Regions from separate parts of the Homo sapiens genome. Here region 1 is linked to region 2. The links are chromatin loops, found by intact Hi-C in ENCODE. Cell type or tissue: sigmoid colon. All regions are shown on one strand.

Region 1 (8,000 bases), 57 kb after region 2:
GTTCCTAAGAACACCTAGAAGCCTTCCATGTTGTTGCTACCTACTGTGAATTGCTTCCTGATGCCTCGGTTGACAATTGAGAGAACCCTCTCTGAAGGTCACCCAGGCATCTAGGAAGGGAGAAACTTCAAATTCATTCAACAGACACTAACCTGCTTTTGCCTTTCCCATTCCAACAGTCATCCTCATTGCCGTTTCCTGCAGCCATCCTCTCATCGTTGCAAACGTTGCTCGGAAGGGAGGACCAGAATTTCTTGGCCTGTTTCAGTTTCTCCTTGACATCAGTAACCTAATTATGAAACAACAACAACAAAAAAAGATCATTGTAAGACAAGACAAAACTACCTACAAGTGTGCCTTCTGGCCATTTCCAAAGTATCTCCAGAGTGATATGCAATTCATTTTCAACTTTAATTAGAAGAGGAAGATGCAACTCCAATTTATATCTTAGAAGTACAAAACCACTCAAATAATAGTTGAAATGCAAGCTCCAAAGGAGTGGCCTAGACCCCTTGCCCACCTCATTGTAAGTACCATCTGAGGCCTACCAGTCTCCATGCCCTGTAGGCACAAAGATAACATGCAGTCTCTTCTCCTAAGGCTTTTAGAGTCAGGATCAAGCATGTATATTATGCACTCTGTGAAACATAGCTGCTATTGCTCTTTCTCTCCATCCCTGTCTCCTCAGGCTCCCTCTTCTGTGTTCCTACTACTGTAGGAATAGTTTCTTACATTTTTGTAGCATATTACTGTGGATAAAGCAATTTGCCTACAGTTACTCACTTTTCTCCCATCTCAGCTTTTACTAAACATCATTTTATGTTAATAAGCCTGGAACATCTACTTCTCCCTCTTTGCCTCCTTGTTGGTGCCTTTTGAGAACAAGGATCTGCCTTATTTCTCTGAGCTTCTCTATGCCTAGCACAGTGATGGGCACATAGTAGATGTTCAATAAATGCATGGTGAATCTAAAGAGAAATTTTGAGACAAGACTTATTGCATCATAACTCCTTGGCTACCCAAGAACTTTCTGGGCTAGAAAATGGGACAGGCAGATTGACTGACATCCACATCCTATTTGCTTGAAAAGTGACACCTGAAAGACCCACACTTGTTAGCCTTCCAGCTAAAAATTCATTTTGAGCAAGAGTTTTCAGTTCTTTGTCATTAAACACGGCCCTTCCTGCCAAAACGCTCACCAGTCGGTCCAAACTAGTGCCAGCTGCTGTGGTTGGGCGTTCCTCGGGGTGATGTGGTCTGAAGCGAGCACTGAAGGCACTTTCAGAGATGGAACGAGAAATTCGTCCAGCTGGGAGGGGCTTGGGGGGTCCACATCCCTGGAAAACCTGCATTAGAGTAAGTGTCGTCATGTTAGGGAAGTCACTCCCAAGGCGGGAGGCGGAGGCGGGGGAGGTCCCTAGCTCCCCTTTCCAGCATCCTGCCTTCATTACCTTCTGAGACACTTGAACACTATTATCCTGCATGTTCATAATAGCATCAGAAATCTTCACATCGATGGGATCCATGACCGATTCAATGTTGAAAGGACCCTCTAGCCTCTCTGCCACCATCAGCATAGCATCTAATATGAGGTTTGGGGAAGAACAATACAGCATAAAAAGTCAATCATTAGTTTGGCCTTGGGTAAATCAATCTGATTTTTTTTTCTGTCTGTTTCCTGCATGGGGGCAGGGGAAGTAAGGCATGGATCATAATGAATTCTTGTTTTTATGTCTATTTCCCTTACACCAAACTGCATTTAGTCACTATGTATCACTAGCTCTCTAAAGTGTGAAATGGCCAGATGAAGGCTTAGTTCTACAGCAAGGAAACCCAATCAGGAACTTTCCTCAATACTGATTATTCGTGTGTCAGCCACTGTCACTGTAAGGCTCTTAGTTAGCTCCCAGATGACAAACCTAAGGCTGGAGACAAAATAACATGCCAGCTCTCCCAGAGACTTCCCTAGGATCTTCTCGTTTCACATTCCATTTACAAGAGTCAAAAACATAAATCAGTTAAGATGCTGGCATATTAATTCTTTTCTTTTGTTTTTAAAAACAAAACCCCTCAGATCCTTGAGTGCACCGTTGGATAATACAAATGAAAGGGTTCCTAGGAATTCTAATGACTTTTCAAATACTAAAACTTTGAATAATCCAATTTTTGTATTAAGAAAAACTTCTCATTGCAAATACAATGGCTTCAATTTATCTTAAGGCATGTACCTCCTTTTTTTTGCAAGTGAGAAGATGACACAAGATACAGTACACAAAATTAGTGGGCTCACAGTATATATCTTCACCGATTATCCTGCTTTAGACTCTGGAGTAGCATGGCATTTTCCAGTAAGCACTGAATCGCTTCAATAAAATACATTGTCTTTGTTTTCTTGCCATATATGTTTCTTAGGATTATGAGGCTTAGTATTTTTGCCTGCTACCTGTTTTACAAAATTAGAAGAACTTGGAAATGAAAACCCCAAATGACAAAAAGGATGCTTCATTAACGACAAACAGTGAACTTTTAAACTTGTTTATCCCCCCTTTACACTCTAGTGCTTAGTGCATGGCAAGAAAGGAGTTAGACCCACATTATCTATCATCTTCAGGTAGTGCAAGGATGGTTACTTGAAAGAAGAGCTAGTTCCCGGAAGATTGTGTCCTACCCAAAGAACACAGCTGACAATTGCAGCCCCCAGCTGAGCTTCTATCTAAGCTTTCTAGTGGAAAGCAGCATAGGCATCAGCATATCAATGAAACCAAATCTAGTCATCAAGCTTTCACCTTCAACCTAGAACAAATGCTACACAACATTTTAATGCACGGGGTCATTTCTCTAAACTACAATTCCGATGTCACAAACCACAAATAGATTTCCATGAAATGCAATTTTTAAAACAGTAATAACAAATGAAGTTTCAGAATGCATTGTGGTAAGCGCCAATCAAGTGATGCTTCTAACTCTAAGTAAGGGCTGAAAGCATGAATATACCATTGTACTACAGGAGAGAAAAAAAATGCTTTTGATGTGCTAGCAAAAGGAGACTTTTGTAAACAAGTGGAGCACAACTTAAATGTGTTCATCATTGTCAAATCATCAGGGCTGCCACGTACAGAAAGCACATTCCTTCGTAAGCTGAGAAGAAATCACCTGCTCCCAATAAAAATATTATGAATAGACAGAAAATAAACATCTAAAATGCAGACGTTTAAATAACAACAACAACAACAACAACAAAACCCAGTGCATTTTGTAACTCCTTATTCCCCTAGTGGCAAGGAATGGCCAGATCACTAATGTGTTTGTGAAAGACTGAAAGGAAACATAAACCCCAATTCTTCTGGCTGTTTGGCGTCTTTGTAAACTCTGAGCCAGCCGGCTATACACAAGAGCCTGGGAATGGAGGGGGAAGCTGGGCCTTTGTTGGGGCCGGTGCCATGGTGTTGTGTGTTGCGCAGCTGAAGAATGCAACTGAAGAGCATTCTGCCTGCACTCTGCAGCCCGGGAGCCAAAGCTGCCTCTAACCCCTGGAGGAAGTCATGATTGGCTATCAATTGGCTCTTCTGTAACAGCAGCCAGCCCTGATAAGAAGCCTCAAGAGAAAGCCAAAGATGATTGGTTTGGAGTTTGGGTTTTCTTCTGGCTGATACGAGCCACGGAGGCCCTTGTTTGCGGGATATCTGACTGGCTCCTGCCTCCTGCCAGGACCTGGCTGGTGTCCCCGCCAGCAATCCCAATACTAAATTCCCACTGGCAGCAACATGCGACATTAATAGGGTTGGCCCTGAGTCAAATGAGTGTTAACACAGCTACAGTATGTGATGGAGAACAAGTTGCATAGCATAATTTATGATTCTCCAGAAACTGACTTTTGTTGGTGGGGGCAAGGGAGGTATTTGGTTTATATTTCCAAGTGAAGGTTTCATATAAACCAGCGTCTTATAAAACCAAGTTCTAAGGTGTTTTAACTATTTGGATCCATCCTGATAAAAGGCTGACAAGACTTCAACATTTACTAAAGGGTCTCAATTCATGGCCAGTTGCAGATGCAGTTAAGAGAGGAGAGGAAGAGCATGGCAACAAGAAGACGGATTTGGAAAACCAGTTCATCCTTAGTCTCTTAAAGGGTCTAGTCCAACTGCATTATTTCAGTGCTCAAGACACTGGCACTGAGTTTCCCCCCATACCCCCAGCAACAAAGCATCCCCTTCTCACTAGGGAAAGCGATTCCTTTTGCATTGTGCTGCCAATAATCAGAAACCCACATCTTCAGCCTCCCGACCTGACTGGAAGAACAAAAGGCAGTTTCCCGACTTAACCCCAAGATCTGATTTAAAGAAGGGGGAAAAAGCCCTTGACCATTCATTAGCTGCAGTCATTTAAAGGGGAAAGAAAAATTCCTTGCAAACAGAAAAAAAAAAAAAGAGAGAGAGACAAGAAATAAAAAAAGAATTTACAGCAGAGGCATGTAAATTGGGACTGAATTCTACAACCACAAAGCAGATTAATTAAACCCTTGTGAAAAATTCATGAAAAAGCACTGGAGATTAACAATGTCTATTACTCCTGGTCTTTTATATCTGCTTATTAGAAATAAAGAATAGTATACCCATTAAAAACAAAGTTTAGATACAATTATATACCTCATCCCTCCAAAAAGTTATCACTTAAAATAACTAGGGAAAAATCGATTCAGAAATCCTATCAACTTCTACTTGGGTTTGTTTCTTCAAAGATAACAAATGTAATTTTAAAAATGCCCAACAAGAACAACAACAGCAACTTAAGTCCTCTTTGTTTTCGAGTAACTGATTTAAAACATCAATAAAGAAAGCCAGAGTGTGGTTTTGATTTGATATGGACCTGTAAACTCCAGGAAAAACACGTAGGAGCATTTGTATTTTAATATAAGGATATGAGTTTAGTTATAGTTGCTGCTAGACATGTTAGAGTATCAAAATAGTGGCAAGGGCCATGCCCTTCTGCATTCCATTCCCAATGTGTCTGTAGAAAAGTCAGCAGAATTCGATCACTGTCACCATACACTTTTTTGTACCATATGGCAAATTCTACTACCTTGCCTGGAGAAACAGTGAATTATAGGGGCAATTGAAAAGGATCACCAACTTTCTTTAAAAATTCAATTTTGCAAAAGTGAACTGCAAACTTGACATTTGGGTGTGGGGATGAGTGTGGGATTAAAGAGAGAGAGAGAAAACAAAAACAGCGACTTTAGATCTGGAAATTCTATGGGTTTTTACTTCCATGAGAAATATTTTGAATCAACAATTTCTCCCATGGCTTCATTCTGGGCATGATGTGCCATTTGGCCTGTATGTCTTTGCTGGTCTTATGCCTTCCCTTTCATGAGATTCTGCTTTTCTGTGTGTAGAAGATTTTTTCAGGTCTTCTAGCTTTGAGCTATTTAGGCTACAATTGTGCTGAAGTGCTTAATATTCACATCTTTTTTTATCCCCCTGTGTCAGTGTTCTTAAGAATCTGTTGGAGCCAATTTATTGATGCACTTTCAAACGGAGTTAATATGGTAATTAGCTCTCACACAGACTAAAAAGCATTCCCCAACATTAACACCCCTCACCTCCCCCCAAAAAACCAAGCCAGAATACTGCATACATGTTCCCATGATTTGGACAAATAAGTGAAAAACAGGTGCTTATAAAGACACTCAAATTCGGCAATTATGCAAAGGTGACTAGGGTGGGGAAAAATGTGAGTTTCTTTTTGTGAGCTGTTAGTATGTGTGTGCGGTCCTACTAATACTCAGCATAAGGAACTTCAACACTGGTTACTGTTGCTTCAGGCATCAAGGTAATTGACAACTGGACATTTAAATTCTCCTTAATTTGTCCTTTCCCCAAAATCATAACTAACCCTCTCTGCAATTGGCCACTTCATTTACATTGCTGTCTGGGTTCTGAGAATGGTTTTCTAGGTGGAATATATATGCAGGAATATGTATCCCTTAAATTCTCAGGGCTAAAGTCCTTCCACTCTCACCAGAGCAGACTACTACTGCTAAATGGTGTACAGAAACAGAATCCCTGAATTTCTCAATCAGATTTCACCTGATCCAAATAACAAATGCGTATCTGGCCGGTTTGCAGAAGATTTAGTTGCAGTGTAATAGATATAACATTTTAAAAGCCACTTTTACAACTCCATGAGGACTGTACTCCAGCATTTACATGGATACAAGCCTATAATCATAAACACAACTGACTTTCAGGCGGGAAATATCAAAAAGACACTTTCTCAGTGAGTGGCTCATGCCTATAATCCCAGGGCTTTTGGGGGGCTGAGGGTGAGAGGATCGCTTGAACCCAGGAGTTTCAGGTTACACAGAGCTATGATTGTGCTGCTATACTCCAGCCTAGGTGACAGAAAGAGACTCTGTCTCCAAGAAAAAGGCATTTTCTCATTATTAAAACCTGGCAGCCACTGTATCTATTACCTTCAGAAATGCCACCATTAGTTTGAGGGAACATTCACTTGCAGTAATGTTTTTACTATTCTCAAAGTAGTTGAGCGTAGTCAGGATTCTGACAAACACTAAATAGCAAACACTTAAACAAACAAATTTCATAGCTGCCAATTACAACATTCCTTGTGACTGGAAGCTAAGCTATCTCCAGCAACACAAATATGTTAACCACTTGCTCACCTATGAAATTGTTCCATTCAAAATCGAGATCCCCTTGGTTGGCCAAACAGCCTCTCATGATGTTTGAGCAGTAGTTGTAACATGGCTTCACAGTCACGAGACCCCGGCAGTGGGAGCAGTAGATCATCTTCAACAGGGCATGGGTACACTGGGCTGTGGGGTTTACCTAATGTGTGAAAAGAAAAAAAGACAGTAGTGGCGGGGCTAAAATAGAGACAGAAATTGCTTCTATCACATTGACACTGAAGGCTTGGCCATGAACTTAAGAATGAGTTGTGATTGATCACAATTAGTAAGCCTGGACTGCCTCCTGAAGACATAGATTAGATAAAAGATACATGTTGGGACAGGGGAGAGGAGGGAGATGACCCAAAACAAACAAGGTGCACCAACTCCCACCCTGTAAACACCCATTCCTCCCCCACCCCCTTCCCTCCTGGAGTCTCTCTCTCACACACACATAAATTGCTCAATTATCTCAAAATCCTTTTACAAATAACTATGCAGGGTGAGCCATGAGATGCAGTGGAGGAGACTATCTTCATGTGCCCACCATGCACGTCCTGCTAATAGCCTCAACCATCAGTGTTTGTCTTTGCCAGACTGGAACAGAAGCACATCTTCTTCTGCATTACATTGACTACAAGGCTGTCCTTTGAACCCTAACCCCAAATTAAGGTTTAGAAGGGTACCTACGGTGTCTTCTGTTCTGTGCCAAGAGCTGTGCAGAAGGCAAAGTTAATATATTCTACAAGGCAGAATATGAGTAATCTTAAACTTAGGGGGTGTGTGAAGGTTTTCCAAGGCTTGGGAGTACTAAAGCACAGAGTGTTCACAGAACACTTGATGAAAGAGGTGGGGCTTTGGTTAAATTTTCGAGAAAGGGGCTGGACTTAAGTGGTCAAACAAAGGGAGAGCATCCTGAGTTAAGTTCAATGAAATGAACAAAACCTGTAGGAGAGTACAGGACATGTCACTGCATCTCAGAATGGGGTTGGGGAATTGCGGGAAATAAGGTCAGGTGCACAGGAGTATGCGTGTGGCCAGAATTTAGAGGGGCTTAAACATCAGGCAGAAACTGGGATACCAGTTGCCAGGCACGGTGGCTCACGCCTGTAATCTCAGCATTTTGGGAGGCCGAAGTGGGCGGATCACAAGGTCAGGAGTTCGAGACCAGCCTTGCCAGCATGGTGAAACCCCGTTTCTACTAAAAATACAAAAATTAGCCGGGCATGGTGGTGTGTGCCTGTAGTCCCAGCTACTCAGGAGGCTGAGGCAGAAGAATTGCTTGAACCTGGGAGACGGAGGTTGCAGC
Region 2 (8,000 bases):
CAGAGGGCTTTCTCTCTTTCTTTTGCTTATTAAAGTCCTGCTCTATCCTCACCCTTGGAGTGTCTGCATCCTTGATTTCCTTGGCCATGAGACAAAGAACTTCGGGTGGCACCCCAGATAGAAAGGCTGTTTCACCATTACAGATCTGTGAGTTAAAGGGGGGTGAACAGAGATCTTGTGTGCAGAGTTTCCTTTATGAGGAAACAAGAGTGAGGGATCAAAAACAGATCCACAAAAATTAGGTAAGGAGACACCTTCTAAATATGGGGTGATAGGGTGGTCATTCAGGTTCATGCTGCTGAAATGAGTCTACATAATTGGACTGTCCTGTTCTTGCTGACTGTAGTGAAATAAGGCAATAAAAGTGCAGTTTGGGTTTTCTCTCTCCTGCTTGGAATCATGATACTGGGGTATGGCTTGGCCTACAAAGCGCCTTCCCATTTGATTTGCTCCTCTACACAGCGCTGAGAATTTGAATGTTTGAATGGCAATTGTAATTCTCATCTCGCAGATGGAGACACAGAGACTCAGGGAGAGTCAGAGAGGTCACACATAAAGGCTAGGGCTGGGCCACAAACTCCCATTGCTTGGCACCTGATCGCTGTCTCTATGGAGATTGAACCTGAGTGTCTTGGTGACTTCAGGTACTGTGATTAGGTGTAGGATTTCAAGCTATTCCAACATAGGTTTCAGCTATGCTAAGACAGCATTCCTTAAGACAGCTGAAGCCTTTCAAAGTACTAACTTTTCTGCCTGACTCTTATTCTTAGAAATGACACCTGGAAGGCACAGCTTCCCGTTACTCTAAGTGGCAACAATTTTTGCTTCTGCCTAGACTAGCCTGTTGTCTGTCTTGCAGGGGCAGGGCTGCGAACTTTGTATGTTTTAGGACTTTCAACTGCCAGAAGGCTAGAAGAGGCCCTTAAGTGGCCTTGCTCTAATAATCAGTACCTGGTGAGTCAAGAATGCCTTTGTGTGATACAGCTCTGCTTCTCCCTACAGGATTTGCTAAGCAAAAGAGAGGATGTATTATTGTCAGAAATGATCTAGTCATTGAACTGTAGCTAGTGAAACTGCCTTTACAAAAACCCTAACAGTGAAGAAATTATGGCAGTGAAGGAGATCTGATCTGGCCAACCCTCATCTTGCCTTTAGCCTTCAAGCTGCCCTTAATTATTCCTGGGCTTATTTGGGAGACATTTAGTTTATAGTTTAAATGATAATAGTCCTTTCCCAAAACTCAACTGCCTTTGTAAAGCTAATGAGAAACCACCAGACTAGGAGGATAGAAAAGCCTGAATTTCATTAAGGTATAGATATCAAGGATTGCCAGCCATTATTCTGGAGGTCACAAGATATGCAACTTTCCCAATTACTCCTGCAGATAACGTCACCATTGTAGAACCTACGACTGGCCTTTTGAGATATCGTTTCAGGTTTTTTGCATGTCTGACCGAAGGCTCCACCTGGACCTGCCAACTGCTCCTGTGGCCCCACCCAGAAGCGATCAGTCCAAGAGGACAGCTTCAACTCCCTATTATTTCATCTCTGACCCAAACAGTCAGCACTGTCCATACCTTAGCTCCCTGTCCAGCAAACTATCTGAAAAACTCCTAACATCTGAACCTTCCATGAAACTGATTTGAATAATAACTCCATCTTCTGCATGGTGTGGCCAGCCTCGCGTTAATTAAACTCTTTCTTTACTGCAATGACATGGTCTCTGTGAATTGATTTTGTTTGTGCAGTGGGCAGGAAGGACCCCTTGGGCAGTTACACTAGGACACCTGCTCCCTAGGTTTTTGTACTCAGCATTATGGGAAAGATACTCACTCCTCTTTCTAGCCCTGAACACAGAAAAGCAAACATGTTGGGAATGTCAAAATGGCAGGAGAAATTGTGCCTTTTAATCCAAAGGGATGTTTGGAGAAGAATGATCAGTCAGCTTTGTTTCCCCCCAACCCCCACCCCCTTGGCTCATTTCTTACAGGAAAAGGGGGAGGAAGAAAAGTTTGTCAGGATTTTGCAAATGAAAAACACGTCCACACTGACAGAAATAGACTGTTTTCTATTAAGGAATTTGGTCATGGGAACAATTATTTTTGAATTTATCATCATGTTTATAAAATGATATTCCAGAAAAGATTAGAAGGAGAGATTTTGTGAAATAATTCCTCTAGCTTGGTTCTCTTTGTGAATGCCTCAATAAACAACGTTAGCCATATTGCTGTTGTTTTCTATTGAACTTTGACCGGGAGATTTAAAAATTGCTGCAAGTGAGACAAGAAGGTTCTCCTCTATTTTCCAATTTGTGATATTAGTGTTTTCTATTTATTAAGTTCTCCATGCCACCTAGTGTTTATCTGAAGAAATACCAGATGATTGTTAGCAAGTCCCCCAGTCCTGTGCAGGGCTTCAAGTTCATGCAGTAACTCAGTTAGACATGCTCTGTGTGACATCCCGACTGACTGAAAAGTTTGTGATGATCTTCAACACTAACACATATGACCCAATTCTTCTCCCTGAAGAAAACATTAACTTTTTTTCTTCTATAGCAAGCTTGTCCAACCTACAGTCCACGGGCCACATGCATGCAGCTCGGGACAGCTTTGAATGTGGCCCAGCACAAATTCATAAACTTTCTTAAAACATTATGAGATTTTTTGCAATTTTTTTTTTTTTTTTTTTTTTTTTTTGCTCATCAGCTATTGTTAGTGTATTTTATGTGTGGCCCAAGAAAATTCTTCTTCCAATGTGGCCCAGGGAAGCCAAAAGATTGGACACCCCTGGTCTGTAGGACTTACTGGCATCAAAGAAGTCTAGAATGGTCATTAGAATGGTCATGGTGGAAGGGACATTCCAGACCTTTACACCCCAGCCCACTGTTGTGCCAGGAAACCCTTGTGTACAATGCAGTGTTTCACAACAGCCTCCCTGGAACATCAACTTTGCTCTTTATTTTTTTCTTTGAAAGTATCTGAAATATATGACAGGAAAGCCAGGAGGGGCCTGAAAACCATTCAGAATCTCTGTTTCTCTCTGTGGCTGCAGCAGTAGGCAGAGAACGCACAAGAAAGAAAGGGCCTGTTTTATCTCTGGCAGGCGCTGGCCCAGCAGCAGGATCCAGGTTGTGCAGCTCACAGAGCTCTAGCTGGAAGGGCTTGATTGAATTCCTCCTCCCTCTTCCTACCCGCCTCCAAAAACAACAAACCCCTTACAAACAATGCCCATGATGTTAGCAACAATGAAGCTGTCCTTTTCAAAATGTGTCTTCTATCATTTGCCTTCAGTAATTACCAAGGCCTTCTAAATGCTACCACAAGCTGAGCTAGGGCTGGAGAGGGTGTGGGGGCAGGGAACAGAGCTGTAGGAATGAAGTCCAGTTTTCCAAAGGGACCCTGGCAATCCTGCTGTGGCCCTTTTCTGGGTTTACAGAAAGTAGTGGTTGTCATAATTCTGGCAAACACATGCCCTGTATTTTATACAACAGTTCCAGTTTCAAATAGTTTCCCTTGTCGTTCACGTAAGCACACTTGGCCTGGTCACATTATGGATTTCTTTTCTTTTTTTTTAAGGTGGCTGCTTGGAAAATATGCTCACCATCTCATTAGAGCCACGGTCTAATAAGGAGGAAGCCCCTTTCTGCCACCCTTTGACAAACTTCCCCACTTACTGTTATTACTTCCCACGGGGCCTGAAGGGCCACAGGTTGCTGATAGGGTGAGGGCTTGCAAAGTCAGCTGGGGGCTTGAAGAGCTGGCAACCTTGATCTACACATTTGGAGCCTATAAAGCACATTCACTTTGGGCTAGTAAACAAAATGGATCTGAATTTTTTTTTTTTGTTTCTGTGTATGCTAATCTGGGCAATTTGCAAATCTTACTACAACAGACGAAATACTATTAACATGACCTTATTGAAACCCACATCTGTAGTGAGACAGGGAACCAGTCATCACAAGTGTCTCCACGCAAGGCCCCAGAGGATATCTCCAGGAGGTGAGAGCTGCATTTGACAAACTCCATAGGCTCTGAATCGCCTGTCAGTTCTGCAGAGAAAAGCCAACGTTCCTGCTGACCACACACCATACCCGATGTCCTTAATTGGAACTCTGTCACCATAACATGGAGCTCTTGGGTCCCGCCTAACCCTTGGTTTTGTTATAGGCATTAAAAATGGGGGACCTCAGACCAGCTGGAAGGGAGGTGGTGCTGTCAAAGTGGGGAAAAAAGACAAAGAGAGGAGCTGGGCATGGTGGCTTACGGCTGTAATCCCAGGGTTTTGGGAGGCCAAGACGGAGGATCATTTGAGCCTAGGAGTTCAAGACAAGCCTGGGCAACATACAGAGACCCCACCTCTATAAAAAGTAGAAAACATAGCCAGACATGGTGGCAAATGCTGGTAGTCCCAGCTACTCAGGAGGCTGAGGCAGGAAGATAAGTTGAGGCCAGGAGTTTGAGACTAGCCTGGGCAACATAGTGAGATACCTGTCTCTACAAAAAATAAAGATTAAAAAAAAAAGCCAGGTGTGGTGGTGTGTGCCTGTAGTCCCAGCTACTCAGGAGGTTGAGGTGGGAGGATCACTTGAGCCCAGGAGTTTTAGGCTACAGTAAGCTATGATTGTACCACTGCACTCCAGCCTGAATGAGAGAGCAAGACTCTGTTAGAAGGTAGGAAGGAAAAAAGGAAAGAAAGAAAGGAGAAGAGGAAGGGAGGAGAAAAGAAAGAAGGAAGGAAGGAAGAAAAAAAGAGAAGGAGAACAAAAAAAGGAAGAAAAAGAAGAAAAGAAAGAAGAAAGACAAAAGGAGAGAAGAAAGGAAAGAAAGAAAAAGAAGAAAAGACATTAAAAGAAAAGAGAAAAGAAAAGAAAGAAGGGGAGGGGAGAGAAGAGGAGAGGGGAGGGGAGGAGAGGGGAGGGGAGAGAAGAGGAGAGGGGAGGGGAGGAGAGGGGAGGGGAGAGAAGAGGAGAGGGGAGGAGAGGGGAGGGGAGGGGAGGGGGAAGGGAAGAGAAGAGGAAGGGAAGAGAGAGGGAGGGAGCTAGCCAGAAGCAGAGGAGGGCAGAGGAAGGGCACACAGGACACCAGAGCAAGAGGTCAGAACTGAGAGACCTCCAACCACGGGCTCAGGGTCAAGGCAGGCCCAAGCAAGATGGGGAAGGAGGGAGTCATCTGCCAGGCCTCCCAGGCCTTCAAGCCACACCTGCCAATCAAGTCTCCCCAGCAGGATCTAAGGAAAAAGATGAGTGAGTATTCTGTTACTGCAAATATTCTCATTTCTTTGAGCTATATCACCGTCTTCTGTCTCACTCTCTTTTTCTCTCTTTGTGAATCTCCTTCTTCCCCTTCCCCTGTTCTATCATTCTGTTAACCTGCCTTCTCCATGCATCTATTCGTCTTTTTTCCTTTCTTTCATCTGGCAGCTCCAAAAGCACTTTCTGATCCATGGAGTTTCCAGTAGCTGCTCCCTTATTGCTGTGGAATCAGGGGTGCCAGGGTCCTTGAGCCTCAGAGCTGCTTCTTTGAAGGACAACCTACTCCTTTCCCCTGGCCTCCCCTTTCCTGTGGCCACCATGCCCCAGACAGCAGGGCCTCCCCTAAAGAGAGCTTGCTCTGGTGAGTAGAGTGGCTTCAGCAGGACCCAGTCTTTTGAGTCACGGTGTGATCTTGGGGTCTGGGCCCCCAACTCTGGCAGTAGCAAGACTTGAAGCTCCACAACCCAGGGCTTTGGCAGCCCCTCCGCAATTTCACAGTATAGGCTCTGTGGCCTACATGGAATGCAGGTCCTGCTAAGAGCCCCCACCATTAACTGCCTGCTCTGGACTAAGTGACATCAGACTAAAAAGTAGCATTCTGGGCCGGGCGTGGTGGCTCACACTTGTAATCCTAGCACTTTGGGAGGTGGAGGCGGGCGGATCACCTGAGGTCATGAGTTTGAGATCAGCCTGGCCAACATGCCGAAACCCCGTCTCTGCTAAAAGTACAAAAAGTAGCTGGGCGTGGTGGTGGGCACCTGTAATCCCAGCTACTCAGGAGGCTGAGGCAGAAGAATCACTTGAACCTGGGAGGCAGAGGTTGCAGTGAGCCGAGATCGCACCACTGCACTTCAGCCTGGGCGACACAGTGAGACTCTGTCTCAAAAAAAAAAAAAAAAAAAAAAAAAAGGCAGAACATTCCAAGCTGCTGTTCTTTAAAAATAAATAAATAAATAAATAAATAAATAAATAAATAAATAAATAAATACTGCAATGTTTAAAAACCTCTAAAAAAGTATTTCCCAAACTTCTACTCCCTGTTCTTAACTTCAGTGGCTGCTTGGGGGAAATAGATCCCTTTAGTTTCTCTGCTCTGTTGTGTTAACAAAATTGTTCCTCGAATGTTACCTTAGATTAATCTGGAGAGGAGAAAAACAGATCCAACTCTGCAGCCATCTCTTATTGCTACAGAGTATTTGAGGGAAAATTTGCTGAAAGTAGATTTTCACACCACTGGGAGCCAATGAGTCAAAAATGGAAAAACTTAAAATATTTCAAAAGTTGAAGTAGTGTCACTGACTTATTCTGCTGGGTTTTGCCTAGAATGAAGGCTGGTCCTCCAAAGTCAGAGACAGAGAAAGGAAAGGCAGCAATTGGATGGGAGACTCACTTAGGTCCGAGGGTCCGAATGACTGCTCGCCAAGCTAAAGGGTAGGGAAGGGCCACTGAATAGGGCCCAGCTCTGCAGCCCTATTCAGAGTCCCATTCAGTCCCTGTCTCCAAGGAGCGACCGGAGGTCAGGGGGAAGTCCGGACAGCTGCACTTTGCAACTTGGAAGTAAAACTCCAAGGCTTTGATCTTTTCTTCTTCTTCCTTCATATTTAATCTTGTGTTTTTAATTTCCTTCTTTATTGCATATTTGACAAACCCAACTACTGAATCGGTGGAATCTTGTAAATAATGCACTGTGTTTCCTCCTCCAAACCCAAGAGGCTTGGGCCCATTTGACCTCTGTGGTTTATGCAAAATCACCATGGGCCCCCGAAGAAGATCTACATTTCCAAAAGTCACATAATCATTGACACTCACGCTGAAAGGGGCAGTTGAGATCATTCTCATCCAGCCTCATCATTTTACAGATGAAACTGCTGTCCAGAGAAACTGGGAGGCATGTGAAATGTCACAGGCTGAGACCCAAAACTCCCAACTCCCAATCCAAATTATTTAACGGCATTACAAGGTTTAGTGGTTTGAATCTATGCCTGATAATGGATGTATTTAAGGGGCCACGGTCATGCAATGTATTTTCTAACATGAGTGTATATGTGTACACACACATATCCATAGACATGTAATCTCCACTTAGGATCAAAAGAAAAAAACATCAGAACTTCCTGTTGGGTTAGTGACTCATGAATACCCAACCAAATCACCATGGGCACTGTAGCTTCTTTACATAAGTCCCTGACAAACAACACATTTTATCTCTGGTCAAAAGCTACTGGTATCACTCTTTTGGGGGTAAAGTCACAGGATATTCTCTCGGATGCCCACCCAAATCCCATAGCCATCCTATCTGTGTTGCCTACCAAAAAGGCAATAGTGCCACTAAGGATGGCGTCTCTGACTCTGATATCAGCTCTGTCTCCACTGGTTTCCCCAGCTCTCTGATCTTCCGGACAGACCTGCTCCTTTCTGTCTCCTTCTCAGTGAGGGAGGAGATGAAGGCTTAATAGGGACTTCTCAACCTTGTCAGCATGAAATAGAGAAAGGGAGCTCACATCATGATCTCCATTGGTGGCCCTATTGGGGAAGGTCTGATGTTACACCAGCTCCTCCTAACTTTCTCCTGTACCCTTCAACTTACATGTCCTTCTCAGATCAACCTTCTCTGCAGGTATACATCCTATAATTGCTGATGCCAGGTGTTGGACATCAGATGATTATACCCACACTAAACTCATGGTACCCCATTTCTAAAACCCTCCTCTGATGAGAAGAGCACCTGCCTGTGAGCTTCAGACTCAAG

The links. A loop is a pair of places that touch in the nucleus more often than their neighbours do. Peaks named below come from ENCODE experiments on the same cell type or tissue, not always from the same donor. Only the 100,000 strongest peaks of a DNase experiment are listed, where the experiment ranks them.
Region 1: a loop joins it to region 2, with 2.3 times the contacts of the local background. A loop is called at or near these places in 3 of 110 quality-filtered maps.

Annotation. Positions count from the first base shown.
Region 1 is chrX:133,304,573-133,312,572 of GRCh38, forward strand. It overlaps GPC4 (glypican 4), which reads right to left. Exons shown (of 9, transcript NM_001448.3): 4 at 6,686-6,851; 5 at 1,452-1,582; 6 at 1,200-1,346; 7 at 153-289. Among named protein-coding and RNA genes, the nearest start is that of TFDP3, 90 kb to the left of the region's middle. RefSeq lists enhancers at 804-1,304, 2,318-3,232, 7,867-8,000. In sigmoid colon, no CTCF peak of the experiment used is centred here; a DNase peak (open chromatin) is centred at 3,469.
Region 2 is chrX:133,247,492-133,255,491 of GRCh38, forward strand. No RefSeq gene overlaps it. Among named protein-coding and RNA genes, the nearest start is that of TFDP3, 33 kb to the left of the region's middle. RefSeq lists an enhancer at 2,967-3,550. In sigmoid colon, no CTCF peak of the experiment used is centred here; a DNase peak (open chromatin) is centred at 3,130.